2 separate regions of the Homo sapiens genome follow, and region 1 is linked to region 2. Evidence: chromatin loops called from intact Hi-C (ENCODE). Cell type or tissue: A673. All regions are shown on one strand.

What was found. A loop is a pair of places that touch in the nucleus more often than their neighbours do. Peaks named below come from ENCODE experiments on the same cell type or tissue, not always from the same donor. Only the 100,000 strongest peaks of a DNase experiment are listed, where the experiment ranks them.
Region 1: it touches region 2 in a loop (11-fold over the local background); 25 of 110 quality-filtered maps call a loop at or near these places.

What each region holds. Positions count from the first base shown.
Region 1 is chr1:157,489,357-157,497,356 of GRCh38, reverse strand. No RefSeq gene overlaps it. Among named protein-coding and RNA genes, the nearest start is that of FCRL5, 59 kb to the left of the region's middle. RefSeq lists an enhancer at 6,636-6,775. In A673, CTCF peaks have their summits at 1,111 (motif pointing right), 6,590 (motif pointing right) and 7,784; DNase peaks (open chromatin) are centred at 1,136, 6,596 and 7,836; H3K27me3 peaks cover 1,862 bases.
Region 2 is chr1:157,087,157-157,095,156 of GRCh38, reverse strand. ETV3L (ETS variant transcription factor 3 like) reads left to right here. Exons shown (of 5, transcript NM_001004341.2): 5 at 2,030-3,114. The coding sequence ends at 2,508. Among named protein-coding and RNA genes, the nearest start is that of ETV3L, 8.7 kb to the left of the region's middle. RefSeq lists an enhancer at 5,137-5,658. In A673, a CTCF peak has its summit at 4,852 (motif pointing left); DNase peaks (open chromatin) are centred at 3,306 and 4,706; H3K27ac peaks cover 647 bases.

The DNA of each region.
Region 1 (8,000 bases), 400 kb before region 2:
ATAGAAGAAGATCCTCAAATCCATCTCCCTGAGAAGTTCTGGGCTGGGGTTTTTAAGGATATAGTGGAGGGTGAGAGGCCAGAAAATTGGTGGTGTTGATTGGTTGGGGTAAGGGGGGAGAAATAATCAGCATTTGGAAACTGCATATTTTGATTATTCAGCAGCTCCTGGGATCATTCAGACCCACTGAGTCAGTAGTTTCATCAGTATGCAAGACCTGAAGGGATATCTCAAAGGGAAAACATAACATTTCAAGTTGTTATTTATAGAACAGTTGATAGGAACTATAATCTTATAAGAGGATCTACATGATTCTGAGGCCATAGGCACCAAACAACTGTGGGGAAGCAGTTAGAGAGCAGCAGACCTCATGATTAGTGCTGAAGGTGCTGCAAGCTCGGTTTATTTTCACTTCTCCCCTCTTCCTCTCCCTGTCCCCAATCCCAGGATTCAGAAAGACAATTATGAGAATGCAGAGGTGTTGGTGCCTCTATGATGCTGCAAGCAACTTTTTCAGGATGGCCTTGAACTTGGGTGGGAAAGCAGGCATGGTAATGGGAATGGGTCAGGCACAGGCTGCTGAGGACAGAGCATTGTAAAGACCATGATGACCTTTAGAATTCTGTAATCAGTGGATTTGACCATTCATAAATTGCCTGAAGTTCTGTAGCACGTAGCAATTCATAAATTTACAAATATAAAAAAATTGAATTGTGTGTTCTGTGAGGTTGGTGTGATGTAGATGGCTTAGCTAGTGAATGAGCCCAGCAGGCTGCCAAGTGATCCTAAAGTCATGGCTTAGTGGCTTTTGTGGTGTACATTGTTGAACCACTCTAATTGTTAGAAATGTCTTCCTGAAAACTTTCTCACTCTAAAAGTCATCATTAGTTTCTACATTCTGTTCCTAGTATACGAAGTGTCATTCCCTCCTCCATAAAGTTGCTTCAAATAGCTGACGAGTCAGTGTGGAACAGGCCAAAATGGGAGACACCAGGGACTGGTAGGCCCTCATTTCAACACCTCATCAAAGGGATCCAGAGGCTTATCTAAGGGAGAACCTGTTTTTCTTTGAAATCGTCCACCATTCAATGAAGTTGCAGTTCTTGCTTGAACCACTAGGTGTCACTGACACTATGCGTGGCTGACACTAGCGTGAGGGCTGAGAATGAGTCCCCTGTTAAAAGTGAAACATCATGCCCTTTGAAGCCCAATTTTGACTTAAATTGTTTTATTATCACATTACTCAAAGGCATACAAACACAAAATCTATATAACGTATTCTCAAAACTATAAAATTAAAAGTATAGAAATAGAAACAAAGCAATAAAATTCAAGTTAATATAATGTACTAGGTAATGTTATTTTACTGGAACTAAATGGGTAATTTGGACTTTTTAACATCACTAATGTGCATTCACATCTTTTTGGTCTACTGGTCATGTACTTAAGTCTATTTACTGTACACATGATGGATCATCATTTGAGTAATTTTTAAAACTCCTACTTAAAAATTAGCTATTTTAAAAATCATCAACCCATCCTTTTAATATGGCAATACATTGAATAATACAACTCCAATAATTCAATTCACTTATACCCCATTTTCCACAATCCCTTGCTGTATTGATTCATTGTAATGTTAATTACCTTTGAAATATTTCCCTAAAGGAGTTATATATAAACACAAACTATTGTAGTAGCTATTAATATTTTCTTTGTGTCCTTCAGTGAATGAGAGCTAGCCAGACCTTGGGGAGCAGAAACTACCAGGTCTGCTCCATCCTTCCTGACACCGCCACCAGGTGCAACTTGGGTCAAGTGGTGCAGCTGCTTCACCCCTGCCCTGGAGGCCCCTGTAGTCTTAAGGCCCCAACACACCTGCCTCCACCAGCTTTGTCATCAGAGGCAACATACCCCAGAACCATCAGCTGCTGACACAGGATCTCAACTATGAGGCCAAATACGTGGATTACCCTCCCTGCCCTGCCCTGCTCAGCTCAGCTCAGCCATCACAGGTCTGGACCTTCAGGCGTGAGCTCTGAAAGGAGTCTTAAGCAGAACAGCATCATATCCTGGGAGCACAACTGGGAAGCTGGGAATCCATGTGTGGGTTCCATCCCTCCCTAGCCTCTGCAAATTAACATATAAGGAGAAGAGTCCCATTAATTCACTCAAGCTACCAGCTCTTTCCCACAGTGGTGCTGCACACACCAAGAAATGTGAGGATGTGGCTAGGCATCTGTTAGAAAAATTTCCAAATATTCCATTGTAATTACAGGTCTCTCTAACATCTACAGTGGGAGCTGATCTGCATTAAGTAAGCATCTCAAGAGTGAAGAATGGCTCAATTCCAAGTGAACCCAAATCTCAGCCCTATAACAGCCAAGATACCCTGCTCTGCCTTTTGTTTCAGGAAACAAACTTTGTAGTTTCTGCAAAGCTCTTCATCCTTACCCCAGAAGGGTTTGCAATGAGCATGCTGTTTCCTTCCTTTCTTCCTTTCTCTCTTTCTCTCTTTCTTTCTTTCTTTCTTTCTGACAGAGCCTCGCTCTATCACCCAGGCTGGAATGCAGTGACATGATCTCGGCTCACTACAACCTTCGCCTCCTGGATTCAAGTGATTCTCCTGCCTCAGCCTCCTGAGTAGCTGGGATTACAGATGCGCACCACCATGCCTGGTTAATTTTTGTTTTTTTAGTAGAGACAGGGTTTCACCATGCTGGCCAGGCTGGTCTAGAACTCCTGACCTTGTGATCTGCCCACCTCAGCCTCCCAAAGTGCTGGGATTACAGGCGTGAGCCACTGCACCCAGCCCTTGCTGTTTTCTTTAGGCTCTGCTCCCAGAAATAGTAACACAAATAATACTGGTTACCAAGGCGGTAGGTCTTTCAGAAATTAAAATACACATGCACACTCACAGACATGTACATCAATGGGGTACTACCATCACTGGAAAACACTGCATAAGCCCTGGACATTGACGTGAAGTGCAAATGTTTCCAACAAATTCAGAGAAAGACCGCAGAAACTAAGCTTTCAGAATATAGCTACCCACAGTCCAGCCTCTCAACCCATCTGTGTCTACACAGTAGCTAAGCAGAGAACATCAACATCAACATGTGTCTCTCTCAACTTAAGTTCCAGGGGGAAGATGCAAATAGAAAGGGGAGACATGGTTTGACTCATGATATCATCAGAAAAATGACAGACCAGGCCAGACTGTCCCCCATTCCCATGTAAGAAGAAAAACAGTACGTGAATCTAATATGCAGTTGTAGAAAAGTTAAAATTTTTCTCTAAGAAACACAAGGAAACTTTGTTAATATACTTTAAACTGATGAATTGTACTGGATGTAAACTGGACCTCAATAGAAGCCATCAGCCCCTGAATCACACTTGCTCCCTCCTATCTCAGACCTTCTCACACACCACTCCCTCTGCCTGGAATGTCACGTCCATTTCCTCCCAGTTCCCAGCTCCTTCATACTACATCTGATCTGCAGTGTTTTGCTTCTCAAGCATTTATCGTTTGTAATTAAAGATTATGTGTGTCAGTTATTTTTAACATGGGGTTCTCTCTGCATACATATGCTCCATGAAGGGCTGTTTTCTCATCATCAGATGAGCCCATCTGGGAATGCGGAGTGAAACTATCACCTTTTACCCCATCCTGGAATTGTGAAAAACGGAAGATTTCTAAGAAGATTCTGAGCAAATCCTTTTCTGGCACCTGTGGTCAGTCCCTACCAGGGTCCCCATCTTAAGCCTTCAAGACCTTTCGGTTCAAACTATTTTTTTAAAGGTAGAGAATGTAACAATACAATAAAACATGGACATAGTTTTTTAAAAGGAAATGGAAACATAATCCACAGATGGGAGAAAATATTTGCATTTGTATATGTGATAAGGTATTTTTATCCAGAATATATGAAAAACTCTCACAACTGAACAATAAAAAGACAAATAACCTAATTTACAAATAGGCAAATGATCTAATAGGCATTTCCCCAAAGAAGATATACAAATGGCCAGTACACACATGAAAAGATGCTTGGCAGCATTAGTCATCAGGAAAATGCAAACCAAAACCTTGAGATACCACTTCACATCCATCAGGGTAGCTAGAATCAAAAAGTTCATAATGACAAGTGCTGGCAAAGATGTGGAGAAATTGAAGCCCTCATACATTGATGGCGAAGTGCAGCTGTGTTAGAAGGCAGTCTGTCAGTTTCTCATATGATTGAACATAGAATTCTACCATATAATCCAGCAGTTCGTTCCACTTCTAGGCATATACCCAAGAGAAATGAAAACACATGTTCACACAGAAACTTGCACATGAGTGTTTATAGCAGCATTGTTCATAATAGCCAAATGGTGGAAACAAACAATGGATGAGTGAATACATAAATAAAATATTGTATATCCATATAATGGGATATTAGAACTGAACTATAACACAACACTGATGAACCTTGAAATGTTGTGCTGAATTAAAGCAACCAGTCACAGAAGACCACATCTATTTGATTCGACTCCTATGAAAGTCCAGAATAGGAAACACTATAGAGAGAGAAATTAGATTAGTGGTTACCCAGGGCTGAGGAAAGTCCAGAATAGGAAACACTATAGGGAGAGAAATTAGATTAGTGGTTACGCAGGGCTGTGGAATAGGAGAAAATGGGTGGATGGCCGAAGGATACAAACTTTTTTTGAGGTAATGAAAATGTCCTAAAATGGACTCTTTTGATGGCAGCACAAATTTGTGAATACATTAAAAAGTATTGAAATGTACACTTTAAATGGGGAAATATATGGTATGTAAATTATGTCCAATCAAAGCTGTTTTCTTTTTAAAGATTGTATTGGAAGTATAGAACAAGTGATATGGGGCCAGACTGACCTGAGTATGAATTTTTGCTCCAGTATTTACGAGCCTTGGGTCTTAAGTTCCTTTGATCCTCTAAGCCTTGCTTTTCTCATCTATAAAGTGAATACATTGATTATACCCACCACAAAGAGTTGTTCTGGGAATTGAGATAATGCATATCAAGTGCTTAGCCTCATTGCCTTGTACATAGTAGGCACTAAATAACTGTTAACTGAATGAAATATGCCAGGGAGCACACAGCCAGATGTAAACACGTAGAGCAGATGCCCAGGGCCCCCAGAGATTATTCAGAAGCCTGCAAATAAATTTGTTAGAGGAGCAGATTTTGTCCTTTGGTGGGGACAGCTTTCCAAAAGGGATAAAACCTATTTCAAAGCCCCAAGGATAGGGACACCCAAGCCAATCAATTAGTAGTAGACATTTTTTCTGGGTGGGAGTGGGGACGTTCTTTGCATGGTTAGATTCTAATAAATGGGCTCTCCTGCATCTCCCCACCCTACAGGGAATGGGGACAGTGGACTTCCCTCCTTTCCTCTACACATTCCCTGACCAGAAGGTCCAGGGGAAAGAAGGGGTGGGCAGAGAGCAGAGTGGTTACATGGGTGTGATGGTCAGAGGCCAGATCTCCCTCCAGGTCATCAGGACACTCAGGGTAGATCTCAGGAGATGGAAGTGTTCATGCCCGGGGACAGCCATCTCTGCACAGGAGAAATTCTTCCATCTCCCATGTAGGGAGGTTTTGAGGACTTTGGCAACAGCAGCCAACATCATTTGCGGGGTATGAAGGTCTCTGAAGGCCAGTGGGGGAGAAAACATCCACTCCTTGATGGAGCTGGTGCCGAGTGAGGGTCCTGGCAAGAACAGGGCTGCACTCTCTAACCAAATCCCAGACAGGAGTGAGGGCTTCTGCCTCATTATTAGCCTTGTCTTATCTCTGATTGTTATTTTCATTGGTGAGGCTCTTGGGATCATGCCACACAGTTAACTCTACCCCAGAGACTGTGACCCCAGGCACACATTTATACAGTTCCCCATGGTTTCCTAATGTTCATTTGAAATAATTGCCTTTTTCATAACCTGTTCTTTCTAGTCATTTGGAAACAAATACGTAATCTATTCAGCTTATCCATTGGCTTAGGTTTAATGACATTTCTTTCTGATGAGTGAAGAATCCACTGGGGGTGTGGAGGGAAGTGTTATAAATATACACTTTTAAAATTTTCTTTCATTGTAAATGGGTTTCAGTGGTTCATACTTTAAAATGCAGAAATAAGTTGACTAAAAGAATCAGTGTGTATCTATCCTCAGGGGTTTCCTATCCTCAAGGACATTTTTTTTTTGAGACAGGGTCTCCCTCTGTTGCCCCAGCTGGAGTGCAGTGGTGCTATCAGTGCTTCCTGTAGCCTCGACCTCCCTGGCTCAAGCAATCCTCTCACCTCAGTCTGCCAAGTAACTAGGACCACAGGTGTGCACCACCACGCCCAGATAATTTTTAGATTTTTTTTTTTTTTTTTTTTTTTTTTTTTGTAGAGACGAGGTCTCATTGTGTTGCCTACGCTGGTTTCAAACTTCTGGGCTCAAGCCATCCTCCCTCTTCTGCCTTCCAAAGTGCTGGGATTACAGGTGTGAGCCACCAATCCGGTCCAATAGTTTTACTTTGAAGAAAAATTTGGAAAATGCAGAGCCACGAGGGGGCGCCCTGGACTCTGGCCTGGTGGTAAAGCCAGCACCTTCAGAGTGGAGGAAGGATCTCCTAGACGCTGAGTTCAGAACGAAATAGGAGCATTGGCTGACCATCTGCCGGGGACCTCACTGGGCAAGCACAGGGCCTCACTTACTCAGCGCAGACACTCCCTGAAGTGGGTGCTTGTGCCCCATTGTGATGAGGTCACAGACTCAGGCAAGTTCAGCAATCTGTCCCGGGTCACTCAGATAATAAGTGGAAGACCCAGTTCTGTGCAGTTCTAAAGCCCGGGCTTTCCCAGACCAGCCGACTATGGCTTGGCCCATCTAGGGAGGGCTCAATACTTGGAAGGTGCTGGTCAGCGCAGAAGCGAGGCTGGTGGACACGTGTCCTCGGGGCAGGGTCACAGGCATCAGCCCACCAGGGAGGTGTTTCCAGCTGGGGTCACGAGGTCTCGGAGTGTTCCTGAATGTGGGAGAAACAGTCCCTCACCCTGACCATCTCGGAGTCTGTGTCCAGCAAGAGCCCTTGTTATTTGGAAGATACTCCCTTATTAATGGGGAGTATCTTGGTTTGCTGACTTGGTACCCATCCCCAGACAGGAGTATCTTTTCTATTATAAATGAGTAACTTGCTTTGTGCTTTAGAGATCATTGTCCACATAATTTTATCACCACGAATGTGTCACCAGGAGTCTGTTACTAAATAGTATAAGAATTTAGAGTTTTTAAACCTAAGATACTGAGGATAAAAACTGTAGACTTTGAGGTTCTCCCCATAAGGGGTAAAGAGTTTAGGGGGAAATTAGGTTCTACATCTGAAAAATAAAGTAGAAAAGATGTGGCCAGGAGAACTACTGAGGGGGTCAGGAACCAGGAAGGTGATGTTTATCAGGATGGGGAGAGGGGGCTGGAAGAGGGTCAGGAGCAAAAGAAAGGCAATAAACACTTACCCAGAGTTAATCTAATGAGATGACAATTCTTGTCTCCATTTTACACATGAGGAAACTGATGCTTAGAGAAGTTACATAACTTGATTAGGATCAAACAGCTAATATTTGGCAAGGCTGGGACCTGAACCTGGTTTTCCAGATACCAGTGCCCAGTCACTTTCCATAATGCCAAATGGCCTCTCAGAATCCCAACACCTCTTCTTTAAATGCTTTCCCTTTTTTCCTCAAATCCAGAAACTGTTGGTCTTTTGGGCAATTCTGACCACAGCCACTAAGTGGCGATATTGTCCAACTATGGCTCAGCCCTGTCTCTCCTAGGAAGAATGGGGGAAGGGAGGGAGTAGAAGATCCCCTGTTGTTTTTTGTGTGTTGTGCTGTTCGTAGCGCTTTTTTTTTTTTTTTTTTTTTTTGAGACGGAGTCTTGCTCTGTTGCCCAGGCTGAAGTGCAGTGGTGCGATCTCGGCTCACTGCAA
Region 2 (8,000 bases):
CGAGGGACACAGCCTTCCCGTGCAACAGCAGTCTCCACCTCATCTAAGGACCCAAGGAAAAGGACAATGACCCAGAGAGAGGGTGTTCTGATAGGGGCCTCCACACTTGTTCTTTAGAGGATCACTGTCACTGTTTTCTCCCTACATAGATCTGACTTCAGAAATATTCTTCTTATCAAATACACTGGACATATTAAGTAATAACTAATTTGTTTTTCCAGGTTTTTTTTTTTTTTTTTTTTTGAGACAGAGTTTCACTTTTGTTGCCCAGGCTGGAGTGCAATGGTGTGATCTTGGCTCACTGCAACCTCCGCCTCCCGGGTTCAAGCAGTTCTCCTGTCTCAGCCTCTCAAGTAGCTGGGATTACAGGTGCGTGCCACCACGCCCGGCTAATTTTTGTATTTTTAGTAGAGACGGGGTTTCATCACATTGGTCAGGCTGGTCTCGAACTCCTGATCTTAGGTGATCCGCTCGCCTCGGCCTCCCAAAGTGCTGGGATTACAAGCGTGAGCCACCACACCTGGCCTGTTTTTCCAGTTTTTATTCACTACAGCCCAACCAATGTGACTAAGTTGGGTTGATGCTTGTTCTTTTAGTTAAATGATGTGGTCTTGCTAAGAAAAATGTGGAATTGCAGTTAGGCTTTTCGAAATACAGAAAGTGATGTGAAGTTCTATATAGTCATCTCCAAGGCCCCCAGCTGGGAGGCCCTATTGTAGGGCCCTGGCAGGGTTGGAGAGGGAAAGAGGCAGGATTAGAAGGAGCAGGAAGAAGGAAGCCTTTTTGGAGGTGGAAAGTTATGGACCAGAGTGAGACAGAGAAGAAGGAGGCTGGGGCTCCCCATACCTGCCCTGGGCCTCCCGTCATGCACTCTGCAGGGCCTCTTCTTACCCATGACACAGCTTAATCCAAGCTAGGAGAGGGGATTTTATGGATGAAGAAACAGAGGACTGCAAATTTAAATGACAAGGCCAAGGCCACACAACCAGTTCTTTGCCCGGCTAGACTGGAGGCCCTTGCTGCAGGGGCAGGGAGTGAAGAATGGATCCATTGAGATATAGCAGAGAATATCCTTCCCTTATTCACTGGACACATTTTTCTTGAGCACTGATTATGTCCAGACTGGGTAGATTCGAGGGAAAATAAAACAACTACAGCCCCTGCCCCCAAAGAGTTGGGCTCACAGACATTAAATAAAAAGCACACAAATGACTACATGACCCTAACTCAGCCGAGTGCCCTTGGAGGAGAGGTTCATGGAGGGATGAGAGCAGGCAGCAGGCACTCTCGCCTAGGCTAGGAGTCTCAGAAGTCTTCTCCAAAGAGTGATATTTATGATGAGGCCTAAAGAAAAGCAGAAAAGGAGCTGTGCGCGGTGGCTCATGCTTGTAATCCCAGCACTTTGGGACGCCAAGGCAGGTGGATCACCTGAGGTCAGGAGTTCGAGACCAGCCTGACCAATATGGTGAAACCCTGTCTCTACAAAAAAATACAAAAATTAGCCGGATGTGGTGGCATGCACATGTAGTCTCAGCTACTCGAGAGGCTGAGACAGGAAAATTGCTTAAACCCGGGAGGCGGAGATTGCAGTGAGCCAAGATCACGCCACTGCACTCCAGCCTGGGCTACAGAGCAAGACTCTGTTTAAAAAAAAAAAGAAAAGAAAAAAAAGAAAAAAGAAAAGAAAAGCATAAAAGGAAGGGCAAGCCTGGCAACATGGCGAGACTCAATCTATACAAAAAACACAAAAATTAGCCAGGCATGGTGGCACACGCACCTGTAGTCCCAGCTACTCAGCAAGCTGAGGTGGGAGGATCGTTTGAACCCAGGTGGGGTTCAAGCCTACACTGCAGCCTGGGTGACAGAGAGAGACTCTCTCTCAAAAAAATAAGACAGAAAGAAAAGGAAGGGCAGTGGGGCGAGGAAGAGACTTCCAAGCAAGAAACAAGAAGGGCTGGGAAATGGGAGGAGCAAGGAGCATCTGCGAGAGGTTGGGCTCCCTTGACCCTTTCTCTCTTTCTTTCTCTAGGACTTGGCTCTGCCCCAGGCCCCTGCCGGCTGGGCCTTTGCTGCCATTTGGGGAGCGTCCAAGGCGAGCTGCCTGGTGTTGCCTCCTTCACTCCTCCCCTCCCGCCCCCTCTGCCCTCCAACTGGACCTGTCTCTCGGGGCCCTTCTTGCCTCCTCTCCCGTCAGAGCAGCAGCTCCCAGGGGCTTTTAAGCCAGACATCCTGCTCCCAGGACCTAGGAGCCTCCCAGGGGCCTGGCATTTTCCAGGGCTTCCTCTCTTGGCAGGGCTGGGACAGGGTGCGGGTGAGAGGCTTTGGCTCTTGTCCCTCAGGCCCGAGGGGCTGGAAGTAAAGCCTGCTCCCATGATGGAGGCAAAGGGAGGCCTGGATCCCAGGGAGGTCTTCTGCCCAGAGACCCGCAGACTCAAAACTGGGGAGGAAAGCCTTACTTCCCCCAATCTGGAGAACCTCAAAGCAGTGTGGCCCTTGGATCCTCCTTAACTAGAGAGGAAGGTGGGAAGTTGGGGAGGAGTCCTCCAAAGTCCATCTCTCCTCTTGCCCACCGCCTCTGGGTTAGCCCCTTCCCCTGGCTGGACATGGGCTGAAATTGCAGGATTTGAAGGGGTGGAGTTGGACCCAAGGTGGGGAGCATTGCAGGGAAGGTGTGAATGTGGAAATGGGAAAAACCAAGACAGGGTGCCCCTCCTCTTTCACCATATTGCTAAGCAGACTAAGGGGACATTCCTAATCTCAACTTTTCTTCAGGGAGACGAGAATAAAGTTTCTATAATTTCCATCCTGCCCACATAAGGGGGAAAATTAAGGGTCTAGCCTGGGGAGAGGACAGGGGTGGTTGTGTTCCCTGAGTCTTGTCTGGGGCCCATCTCCCCATTCCAGGCTAAGGTCTCCAGTCCCTTTCTCACCCCTCCATGCAACTTCTCTCCCATCCCTCTGATTTCTGAGACCCTGGAAACCCCTGTCCCATGCAGGCACTTCCTCCTCTCTCCATTTCCCCAGGACCCAGGCAAGTGGGGTGGGGAGACACTGGCCTTCTCTGCTCTGTAATACTCCACTGTGACCATGAATAAAATGCCCTTGCAAACTGTCCTCTGGCTGACCACCCCCCCCTGCAGTGGACCCCCATCCTCCCACTGTGCTCCTCCTGCGTTCTGGACTGGTGTGATGGGAAAAGGCCCGAACAGGAGTTTGGAGGAGGACCTGAGGCCTGGAGTGGAGCTACACATCCCACCAGCCAGTCTCTTCCCTCCTGCCAGCATCTCCTCTCAGACAGAAAGGCTGGAAGGAAGCCAGGGCATGAGGAGCTTCCTGGGCACAGTGGGAAACCCGCCTCAAGGGAGGAACTTCAGACTACAGCAGGGGTCCTTAAAGAACGGCCCTCAGATCCCTGTGGACCACCTTGGAGCAGAAGGGTTGGGTGAGGAGGAGGAGGAGGATGCTGTCAGGGGCCCCTTTTCCTCTACACCCCAGGCCCTAAGAATGCCAAGCAGAGCAGCAGTGAGGCATCAGGTGCCTGGAAAGTAGGGGACATGTGACAGAGAGGGTCTTTTGCCCAAACAAGGACATGCCAACAGAGAGGGGTGCCCCAGGAGCCATGACTGTTGATCCCATCACCCTACTGTCTCTAGGCTGCCAATTACAAGCCTAGGATTTGTCCCCACTCCCTTTCTATGACATGGAGCATGGACTCGTGTGGCACAGAGGGCCCCTTTACTCAATGTTTGTCCCTGTTCCTCAGCCCCAGGAGTTGGTGCATCCTTCTCAAGGACGCCCTGAGCACGTGCTTCTGCAGCCTCTCAGCCCTTCTTAGTGGCATATGCATGGCCACAGGGCCACACATGGAACTGGGAAAGGAGAGACCCAGAGTGGGGCAGGATGGGCCCTCGCTCCTCAGGAAGGTGGTGATGGACACAGCACACAGGTCCTGGGTTTCCAAGCTGGATCTAGGCCAGGAGAAAGGATCTATGAGAGTTCTTCATCTCAGTCTCCCTCCTTCATGTCAGATGCCAAGAAAGTGGGGACCACAGAGTTTCTCTCCTGAGAGTTCCCAGCGCTACAATGAAAACTGCTTCTCACTTGCCCCCAAAGCCACAGGCCCATCCCTGGCCCTGCAGGAAGGACGAGCTCCCAGGGGCTTTCCCATCACCCTGCCCAGTTTTGGGAGACAAAGAGCTAGTGTTGTCTGCTCCAGCATAAGGAACTGGATGGTTTTGTCATGGGGTTTGGGCCCTGTTCAGAGAGACCAGCTCCTGGGACAGAATTGTTCTCCTTCATGGGGATCTTCACATGCCCCTCTGCCAGACCCCACTGCCTCTTCAGTGCTTTGTGGTATCTGTGACCCTCACGTCTCAGGCAATGGGAAATGCCTCGAGGTCACTCTTCTAAAATTTCTCTTTGGAGTAGGTGAAACTGGGAGACTAAAAGCTCAGCCCCGGAGGACTTACATTTCCAGATGGTGCACTCTGCGTCTAGGCAATAGATTCGAGTGGAGCAGACTTTTTCAACCTTGGCACTGTTGATATTTTCGGCTGCATAATTCTTTGTTGTGGGCGGCTGTCCTGTGCATTCCTGGGCGTTTAGCAGCATCTGGGGCCCCTACTCAGTAGATTCCAGGAGCACCCTCCCCCACCCGGTTAGGACAACCAGACTGTCTCCAGACATTGGTAAATGTCTCCTGGGGAGAGGGGAGAAACTGCTCCCAGTGGAGAACCACTTAAGTAGAGAAAGGCTTCAGCAAATCCAGATGTTCTGGCAAAGATGGGAACCAGGTTCCTCGGACTCAGAAGACTGTTGGTCTCCACAAGGCAAGAGTGCCCTCTGGTGGCCAGAGTCAGTACCGGCGGTCGAGAGGAGCTCAGAGCCCCGGCCTAGGCTGGGTGCAGAGCCCACAGCCGACTCTGAGGTGAAGGGGTGATGCCCACCTTGGAATCCTCTGAGAGGAGGAAGAGAGTTGCAGAATAAAAGCATTTTGTGAGAACCTTCCCATTTCAAACCCCCTTAGCAAATCATGGACTATCCACCAAAGGCGTATAGGTCTAACGTAGCAACACACTCTGCAGCCTGTTTGTTTCTGGTGCAACCAGGTGACAGCACATCCTCTGGCCATCTGTGACTGTGACTGTCAGCCTCATCTGGGGATAGAATGCTGTGGATGCTCAGTCTTCTTCCAGGACAGTGGACACCGGGCCGAGACACAGCAGAGTCAGCTCACCTGCCAGCCCTGCTCCTGGGCACTCGGCTCCACCGTACCAAAGGCACGTGCAGATACACACCTGGGCCTCGGGAGTTTCAGGGAGTCAGGCTCCCGGGCTGCACTGTTAGGAATCAGAAGGGACCTTTGAGAGCATCAAGTTCAAGTCCCGTAACTTCACAGGCCCAGAGAGAAGAAGGTACTTGTTCAAAACCAAACAAGAGAAGAATCAAATGTAGAACATACATTTCCTAATTATCACTTAATGTTCTTTCCATTTCACCATGACCACTCAATTACAGAATTGAAAATCCCTTAGAAATGAGTATATATGTGAAGAGAAAAGTTTTAAAATTTATTCCTGAGTGATTATTTATTTATTCGTTTGTTTATTTTGAGACACGATCTCACTTTGTCTCGCAAGTTGGACTGCAGTGGCATGATCTCGGCTCACTGCAACCTCCATCTCCTGCGTTCAAGTGATTCTACCACCTCAACCTCCCAAGTAGCTAGGATTACAGGCGTGGGCCACCATGCCAGGCTAATTTTTGTATTTTTACAAATACAAAATTTGTCTCAAACTCCTGACCTCAGGGGATCTGCCCACCTTGGCCTCCCAAAGTGCTGAGATTACAGGCGTGAGCCACCGTGCCCGGCCCGCCTTGGAGATTTAAAAACAAAAACAAAAGCAAAGTATTTGCTGTCCTGAGTTGTTGGTGAGAGTGAGGACAATCCCCGTCCTCCCCCTTTCATTCCCTAATGAAGACCCTGACCCAGGGGGAAGAAAAAAATTCAAGCACCATATAAATATTTTATACATAAGATTTCAGTGCTCCACATCTTGTCCCACGGGAAAGTCTTCAGGGGCCATAACATGCATGGAGCTGTCATCTGCTATAACAACGCCTTCTTCTGGAATACCTCGTGAATGACCTGCCTGAGGCAATCCTGATTGTGCCCAAATAGACATGGATAATACTATACATGCTGCTCCATAACACAATATTTCATGGATGTCTTCCCAATTAAATATATAAAAATAAACAGTCATGCATTGCTTAATGACAGGGATACATTCTGAAAAAATGCATTGTTAGGCAATCTTTGAACAAACATCATAGGGTATATTTACCCAAACCTAGATGGTACAGGCTTCCACACACCTAGGCTGCACATGGCCTATTGCTCCTAGGCTACAAACCTTACAGCATGTTACTAAATACCATAGGCAGTTGTAATACAATGATAAGTACTTGTGTATCTAAACACAGAAAAGATACAGTAAAAATACAGCACAAGAGGTAGAAAATGGTACACCTGTAGAGCACATTTTGCCATGAATGGAGCTTGGAGGACTGGCAGTTGCTCTGGATAGGTCGGTGAGTGAGTGTTGAATGAATATGAAGCCTGAAGATATTACTGTACACTGTATAAACACTATACACTTAGGCTACACTCAATTGATTTAAAAGATTTTTTTCTGCAATAATAAACTAACCTTAGCTTACTGTAACCTTTTTACTTTTTATTTTATTTTATTTATTTTATTCATCTATTATTTTTATTTTTATTTTTTTTTTTTGGAGACAGAGTCTTGCTCTGTGGCCCAGACTGGAGTGTAGTGGCACGATCTCGGCTCACTGCAACCTCCGCCTCCCCGGTTCAAGCCATTCCCGTGCCTCCCAAGTAGCTGGGATTACAGGAGCATGCCACCATGCCTGGCTAATTTTTTGTATTTTTAGTAGAGACAGTGTTTTGCCATGTTGACCAGGCTGTTCTTAAACTCCTGACCTCAGGTGATCTGCCTACCTTGGCCTCCCAAACTTTTTTACTTTAAAAGCTTTAATTTTTTTTTTAACCTTTAGACTCTTTTGTGGTAACACTTAGTTTAAGACACAAATACACTGCACAGATGTACCAAAATATTTTTTCTTTATATCCTTATATGTAAGGATATTATCTCTATTCTATAAGCTTTTTTGTATTTAACAACATTTTTAAATTTATTACTTTTTAAACTTTTTTGTTAAAAGCTAAGACACAAGCGCACACATTAAGACACAAGCACATGGGCTGGGCGCAGTGGCTCACACCTATAATCCCAGCACTTTGGGAGGCCAAGGCAGGCGGATCACAAGGTCAGGAGATCGAGACTATCCTGGCTAACATGGTGAAACCCATCTCTCCTAAAAAATACAAAAAAATTAGCCAGGCGTGGTGGTGAGAGCCTGTAGTCCCAGCTACTCGGGAGGCTGAGGCAGGAGAATGGCATGAACCTGGGAGGCGGAGCTTGCAGTGAGCGGAGATAGTGCCACCGCACTCCAGCCTGGGCGACAGAGAGAGACTCCATCTCAAAAAAAAAAAAAAAAAAAGACACAAGCATGTGGCCTGAGTGGTAGCTCATGCCTATAATCCCAGCACCTTGGGAGGCCAAGGTGGGAGGATCACTTGAGCCCACGACTTCCAAACCAGCATGGGCAACACAGGGAGACCTCTTCTCTATAAAAAATTTAAAAAAAAAATTAGCTGGGCCTGGTGGCATATGCCTGTGGTCCCAGCTACTCAGAAGGCTGAGGTTGGAGAATAGCTTGGGCCTGGGAGTCAAGGCTTCAGTAAGTTGTGATCGCTACTACACTCTAGCCTGTGTGACAGAGTGAGACTCTGTCTCAAAAACCAAACCAACCAAACAAACAAAGACACAGACACACACAAGTGCAGGCCTACACACAGGGTCAGGATCGTCAGTGTCACTGTCTCCCACCTCCACATCTTGTCCCACGGGAAA